Regions from separate parts of the Homo sapiens genome. Here all the other regions are linked to region 2. Evidence: chromatin loops called from intact Hi-C (ENCODE). Cell type or tissue: heart right ventricle. All regions are shown on one strand.

Evidence for each region. Hi-C counts contacts between places; a loop is a spot of excess contacts. Peaks named below come from ENCODE experiments on the same cell type or tissue, not always from the same donor. Only the 100,000 strongest peaks of a DNase experiment are listed, where the experiment ranks them.
Region 1: it touches region 2 in a loop (2.5-fold over the local background); 4 of 110 quality-filtered maps call a loop at or near these places.
Region 3: it touches region 2 in a loop (10-fold over the local background); 76 of 110 quality-filtered maps call a loop at or near these places.

The regions. Positions count from the first base shown.
Region 1 is chr2:207,130,869-207,133,368 of GRCh38, forward strand. The region is part of intron 1 of KLF7 (KLF transcription factor 7); the gene reads right to left. Among named protein-coding and RNA genes, the nearest start is that of MIR2355, 22 kb to the left of the region's middle. In heart right ventricle, a CTCF peak has its summit at 1,342; no DNase peak of the experiment used is centred here; H3K27ac peaks cover 2,500 bases.
Region 2 is chr2:206,980,621-206,983,120 of GRCh38, forward strand. No RefSeq gene overlaps it. Among named protein-coding and RNA genes, the nearest start is that of CPO, 42 kb to the left of the region's middle. RefSeq lists a silencer at 1,218-1,367. In heart right ventricle, a CTCF peak has its summit at 1,290 (motif pointing right); a DNase peak (open chromatin) is centred at 1,301; H3K27ac peaks cover 518 bases.
Region 3 is chr2:206,799,724-206,802,223 of GRCh38, forward strand. No RefSeq gene overlaps it. Among named protein-coding and RNA genes, the nearest start is that of MIR3130-1, 18 kb to the left of the region's middle. In heart right ventricle, CTCF peaks have their summits at 968 (motif pointing right) and 1,174; a DNase peak (open chromatin) is centred at 988.

The DNA of each region.
Region 1 (2,500 bases), 150 kb after region 2:
ATAAAGAAATTGCAATTTTCTAATGACTTTTTCTGGTACAGAGTCAACGAAATAAAAGGCCACCAACTACACTCAATGTTTCTAATCAATTTTCAGTCATTTGTGGTCCTTTAGCCAGCTGCCCTTAATCTCAGTCATTCCACCTATCTCGCCTAAAAGGGCCAAGAGTTAAAAGTACAAAGAGATTAAACAAATTGGGGACAGAATGTAGATATAAAAGCATGGGAAAGTGCAGCTTTCCACCATGTGGAAACTTGCAAAGTCATGCTTCCTCTGAGATCAGATCTGGATCTGAAGGATGATGATGATGGTGGTGAGAAGGATGATGCTTCTGGCGAGGAAGGGACAGACTTTGGTTCCCAGAAAGAATGTTCACCTAAGTAATTGCACAAGCAGGTAAACTGCACTTGGCTGCCCATGGGAGCCCTTTCTGACATTTATTGTGTGGTTTTTGTCACATGCTATTAACCATGGTGTCACAGTCCCCAAAGAGTTTCAAGTAAAGAAAGAGAGAAACAAACCCCTTGCCTTTCTCCTGGGAGGGTCCCAAAGTTTAATTAGCTTTTTTGTGCTTTGAAATCTTCAAACATCCCAGAATGGAAATTCAGAGTGACACAAAACAAGCTACTGTTAGGAGGGAAATGTGTGGCCTTCTTTCTTCAAGCCACCCTCTAAAATACTCATTCTTTTCTAACTTACTAGACGTGTTTACATATCACTTTTTAGCAAAAAAGGCAGATTCTCTGACTCCAGAAACCAACTTGAAAATCTGGATTGCAAAGACTGATACTGATGGGAACTTTGTGACTCTCTTTCTCTTCAAAGAATAATATGATGTAATGATTCTGACACATTCCTAGGCTTTCAAAATTAAGTCAGAATTGAAAGACAGGAAAAGATGTGGGAAGCATGGCCAGGGAGATCTGGTACATTTTTGACAGGAGTTGGAGGAGGAGGAAAAAGATGTACTATGCTTAATAAACTCAGGAAGTCCATGAGACAATCTCAGATGCCAAGCATCTGAACCTTGTTGCCTGCCTTCCTGGGTTTCAACATTATAAATAGGCTTGAGGAAGAAGACGGTAACACTGAATCTACCTCGTGGCAGAAAGGATGCATGAACCAGTGCAAGCATCCACCTTGGGAGACCTAGAGAGTGATTCCTAACAAGATATTAAGCATATGTTCACTTTTTCTTGCCTTTCATGACCAGGAAATATTAGGAGAGAAAGAATTTCATCTAGAAAATGTGGATAATCAAGTAGACAGTATGAGTGAAAATCTTACTGCATTTTTTTTAAGCTATTAGGTTAAAAGAAAACCCACAACAATAGCACACCCCAGAGGTACAATAGCATTACACATTACTGTCAGGATTGCTGAACTCCATGAAATAACCAGGGGACTACAACAAATGTTAAGACTGCATTGCTTTCCACTGTTTCTCACATCTACTGGTTGCTAGAGCTGAAACCAAGTTATATATTTCCCTCTGGTAATTTGTAAATTTTGAGAGACAATGCTGTGAAAACTAATTTAAATCTAAACAAACATGAAAGCTGAAAAATTTCTATCAAAACCTCTTCCATGTTTCTCTTCTCCTATTTTCAACAAACAAAGAAAATATTTGTTTGCATATGTTTCCTTGGGGAGGTGGGTGGTGAGGATGTTGGAGGGGGAGAAAGGAGACAAGATTAAAGGCCTGGGGAGAGGGTGATGTCTTTGAAATTACTTTCCCCAGGCACATGATGCAAAGCAGCCTCAAATACCCCTTTCATCTTCCAAGGATTCCTTAGTTGCAGTGCATAAAAGAAATTCCCAAAACAACTCAAATCTAAATTAACCATCAAAGTGAGCTTTAAAGTCACATAACCTGGGCAGAGCTGGTAGCTATGGCCCAGGCCTCACACCGCTTGAAGGAAGGCACTGGGTTCCCCTACACTTCCAACAACTTGGAAATGCATTTTCCTCATTCATTATGTCTGTGATCCTCAAAATTCAATGCGACCATTAGGGACATGATGGCCCATGCACAGAGAGGCTTCTCTAACTTGGTTTAGAGTTGTTTTTCCAGATGTTACTCTGCAGGACATACTGACTGGGAGTCTGTTGGCCTGGCCTCTACCCACAGTTGCAGAGAGCCCTTAAGAAGAATTGCTCACTATTACTTGGCCACTGGACTATAACTAAATTACAGCTTCTGAATAGTCAAGAGACAACACTGCTTATGCAGAGCTGGGGCCTAGAAGATGCTCCTGTATGCTATCCCCTCATCTCCTATGCCCTCATCTCCCAACCAGGCCCCTATTCAGGTTGGCACTCACTGGTGGAAATCCCACTTGTTACATACAGATTGAAAGCAAGTTCCATTAGATGGCCCTGCTTTGGTCATTACACTTCCACGGACAAAATGAAATTCACATCTTAAAGAGTCAATAAAAATAATCCTACCCATACTACTGGGAAGTGCAAAGGGCTGGATCTGCACTGAAAGTGAGAT
Region 2 (2,500 bases):
TTGAATTTAAGCAATTCAGGTAATTAACTGAAATCAATCAATTCAATTAATGAGAATATGTTCTTATTTGCCTGATAATCATATTTTTGTTATTTTAAAGGAAAGCTGTTGATAGAGAAATGTTATCCCATTATTTTTCATGATGATGGGACTGATATCTCCCCAGATGTATTTTTGCTTTTCTAGCCAAAACCTGACAGCTAGCCTCCTCTAGTCAGCAGGGTTGCTTCGAAGACACAGTTGTGTGTGCTGGTCTTCATTTGCTGTGAGTCTAAATGGAAACCTATAGGTGCTTTTCTGTGTCTTTGGTGTTTTCTGAAAATATCTCATTAGACATCTCAACATGCTGGTAAGGTGGAATCTCAAACAATCACCACATAGCAATAGGGCCGAAGAACTCAGGGCTTCCTCCACTCCAACACTCTGCCTGTGCATGTGACTTCTGCTCCAAGTCCTTGGTCCAGTCCTTAACCCATTTATGCCTGAGGTTGCAATTTTTTGAATTTTTGCCATCAGACCTTGGCAATGACCTTGAGCAGTGGGATATAAATAACTTCCACATGGTTAGCGTTGCAATAATGGAACGCTAGGCATAATGATGTAAATAATGTTGGCACTTCTTCCAGAGATCCCGAGGGCAGGATCCTACTGGTGCCAGGCACTCATTTACAGTAAGCAGCGTCTGTTACCAGCCTCAGGAGCAGAAGGTGAGAGTAATGATCACGGATCTCTGCACCAGTGGCTTCCCCAACCTAGTTACTTGTTTGTAATTAAGATGACAATGCAGCCGGGTGCGGTGGCTCATGCCTGTAATCCCAGCTCTTTGGGAGGCTGAGGCGGGCAGATCACTTGAGGTCAGGATTGGAGACCGGCCTGGCCAACATGGTGAAACCCTTTCTCTACCAAAAATATAAAAGATGAGCCAGGTGAGCCAGGTGTGGTGGCTCATGCCTGTAATCTCAGCTACTCGGGAGGCTGAAGCAGTAGAATCGCTTGAACCCAGGAGGTGGAGGTTGTAATAAGCCGAGATCATGCCACTGTACTCCAGTCTGGGCGACAGAGCGAGGCTCTGTCTCCAAAAAAAAGAAAAAAAGAAAAGACAATGCAACACATTTTCACTTCCTTCAGGAATTAGTACATTCCAATTTGAAGGGACAGGAGAAGATGGCTAGGTGTGCCCAGATCTTGGATTCTAAAGACAGAAGGCCATGAACAAGTGCTTGTTTTCTGGTTGGTGGCATTGGAGGAAGGATGATAGCAGGCGCCGCACACAGAGGGTTTTCCAGGAGGTGGCAGTGCGCCCTAAGGCTGGATCTTGGCTGTGCCTGCCTTGTGTATCAACCAAAGAATATTGTAATTGAGACATAACATTATAATGCATTCCAGACCACACAGCTACTCGAGTGTCACCTCAAAATGCTTCTTACTAGTTTCAAAGTCACTGTAACCAGGGTAGGGAGCTGGAAGCGAGGTAGAGGGTGGGAAGAAATGGGAGGGAGCTCTTGGAGACAAATCCGGCAGCGACACTTAGCATTGCTGTGAATGGAGTTTCAATACCATCAGACCAGGAGATACCCTGATGCATATTTACAACTGCTCCCACGTTCACCTCTGAAGACCAATAAAAGAAACTGAAGGACTCATATTGTCTCCATTTTAATTCCCAGGTTTACAAGAAATATTTCATTATTCTAATTCACAGGGAAATAAAGCATCTTCCCTTTTTAAATGAAAGGTCTCCTTGTTCAGGGTGAAGAGCAAATCAAATCAGTCTCTCCCCTGAGAGGTAAGGTTGGCCCCAGATACCAGACTGTGAGGTGAATGGCCACGTGTGGATGATGGTGATGGGAGGAGGGAGGAGAAAAAAGAACACTGGGTGTTGACCAGATCGTGCGTGTGAAACACACATAAGAGATGTATTCACACGGAGTCCATCACAGGCAGGGCAGATTGACTCTGTAATTTCCAATGCCTGACAATGACATCTCGGGACAGACTAAGTGATGGAGGAATAAGAGGGAGGCTAGGCAGGTGTCTTTCCCCTGCAATAGGCTGTTGGCTGGGGTGCTGGTTTACGCAGGCACATTTACAGAAATGAAAGAGCTGGATAAGATCAGAGCAAGGAGTGCTACAATGACTCCTTAGTGTTGTCACATCGTTTACTAGACACATTTCTCGCTTGGGAGCCTGACTTCCTGTTTACACAGTTCTTATTTGTATTTTTTTGTTTATAGCTCCTTGGACTTAGCCAGAGACCTCCATATGGATGAGAGAAGAGTAAAGTCAGCCAGGTGGATTGCTTGGGAAATCTGTGCAAATGAAAATGATACTTAAAGAAAAAAAGCCCAGCCTTTAAATGCCTTTGAATTCATCCAGAGTCTGTATGTGGTTTCCCTTTAATTTAGAAAACTAGTTGCTTTCTGATTTCCTCAACCCTCTTGCACTGGAACTTTGTTCTATATTCTCCGCAAATCCCTTCTTCTGCAAAACTCTCTTTATT
Region 3 (2,500 bases), 180 kb before region 2:
GTTTGTTTATTCGGGTTCCTTGCAGCCTCCAAGTCTCTGGTGATAAGGGCTATTTTCTCATCCTGGTATGGATAAATCTCAGGGCCTTCGAAGAGTATCCGTCCCAGAGGATTCTTTATCCCTTGCTCCATACAGGAAGATATAGATCAGCTCTTCCTTTCTGAAACTAGAATTTCTCCATTGTTTTCCATTAGAAATAATCAACATACAAATTTTGGGATGGCACATCCTTCAGTCCTCCAATGGTATCTACCATATTTTTTTCAAACATATAACATACTTTAAGGTAATGAGATTAGGTCGTGCAGCTCACAAATAGCTCTGAAGGCAGTTCCTATAGCAGAGACTCAATTGTTATGAGCATTAGCTATTGGCATGACAGAATAGGCTTCAAAGTGACTTCTTTGAAGGACAAGATTTATTTGAATGTTCTGCTTTAGAATCATTAAAATGAGCACCCTCACTGCCATGTTGGCTCTACGCACAGTAAGATTAGAGAGACAGCGTTTTACAGTGAAAAGAGTAAGTCAACCCTGGTTTGGGATCTGGATAAATTGCTTAACTTCTCAGAGCCTTAGTTTCTTCATCTGTAAAATGGATTACTACCCAATTTGAAGGACTATTGTATACATTAGAAATAACTATATATGCCTTGTCATGTAGTAGATGCTTATAGCAGTTCTTATAATAATAAAGCGAAGTCCCCGTGGTGTATTGTAAATGTGAACCACACTCCTCAGCAGTGATCCTTGTGTGCTAAGCTAGTGGACCAGAGTTTCCAGCTGAAGTAGATCTGGAACCGAGTCTTGAAAAATGTGTGTAGAGAAGCTTCTGTACTTTTCTTATGTGGATGGCAGTGGCGAGGGGGCGGTGGCGGGTGCAGCTGCAATACTTAAAAAGGAATTCTATTGTGGCAATAAATGAATATGGCAAGAAATGAGCCTGGCAAGAAATGAATGACAATGGCCCCTAGGTGGTGCTGAATCATCATGGAAGTGGAGGCTGGACACTTGGCATTTGCGGAGGTGACTTCCTTCTGGTTTGAATTTCAAATAAGAGCAGGACAGCTCCTTGGGATGTCTGGGAAAAAAGACCAGGCAGAAAAGAGTCTTTTCACTAGGAGCGGGTGCAAAATACTCTTGCCTGTGAGGCCTCTTCAGGTCTTCGGTTTGCTTTAGTTGGAAACAGGAAGCAGGGTCAGACCAACTTGTATTCATTTGCTGAGAGCTGTTGGAGCTGTGACTGATTCTGACAGATCAAATACCATTTATAACACTCCTGTGGGGGACACTTTAACCGGGGATGTTAGTGCTAGCCCCTCCAGAGACTAAGTATGTTTGCGGGATGTGAGGACCCCTGGAATATACAAATATGCATGCTAATGAATTTTAACAAAAATAACCCATTATTGTTTTCTGTGCAACACTGTGCATTTCTCAGCTACACCTGTCCTTTCCAACCTCAATTGCTGGGCAACCTATTTTTCTTTCGGCATCAGAAGCGATAGCATCTGGGAAGTGAATCTGATGAATTCTGCCTGGCAACCAACATCTTTCCAACTGCCAGATCCTGGGGTAAGAAACTGAGATGCTCTGGAGCTGGTTCAGGGCCAGAACGCACCTGTCCTTGAGGGCCTGGTGATGGGGGAAGGAGGCTGGCCAAATGCAGAACTTCTGAAAGTCCACTTCCTGAGTTCATTTCCATTTTGGCAAAATGTGACTTAGGTTTCCAAGGGAAGGAGTTTACATGTATTAAAATGTCTCAGTGGCTGAAGTTGCTTTGTGTCCTCCGCTAAAGCCTCCTACCATCGATTCCCATCTCCAACACGTTTTCAACTGTGGTGTTTTGGGAAGGTAACCATAGCAACTAATCTTATTCAGAAATGACTGGACCTAGGCAGTAAACGGCAAGGTAACCCCATGGTAATTTTCAGTGGAAACCCAATATTGATTCTAACAATTGTACAGGCTGAGCACTGTTAGCTATTTACTAAGCACTGTTCTCCTTTAAGACATTTGATTCTCACAACCCTGTGAGGTAGTCATCATTATCCTCTCTAACACTCGAGAGTTGGCCCATGGTTGTGCAGCTAATTAAATCTGCTGGACCCTGAAATCAGCTTTTTTCTCTTATACAGACTCTGCCTTCTAAGGAAAACTGGAGAGACGCCTTCCGGTGTCTATTTTGCAGGTAGTAAAAGTGAGTCACAGAATCATGGAAATTGTTCAAGGCAACAGCAGAGCTGCAGATCCTCTGCCCTAATCCCAATAATGCCTTTCTGTTATATGTAGAGCTTTAGAGCTCTCAAGATTATCTCATCTATTGCTCACAGCGGGTCTTTGTGATGATTATATCTATTTATAGATGAGAAAATTGAGACATGAAAAGGTTAAATGGCATTTCTCAAGGTCACCAATTACTATATTGAAGAACAAGAAATAAAATCCGTTTCTAATTCTCTGCTGCCTTACTAGATGTGGTGCTTTAAAAATATTTCATC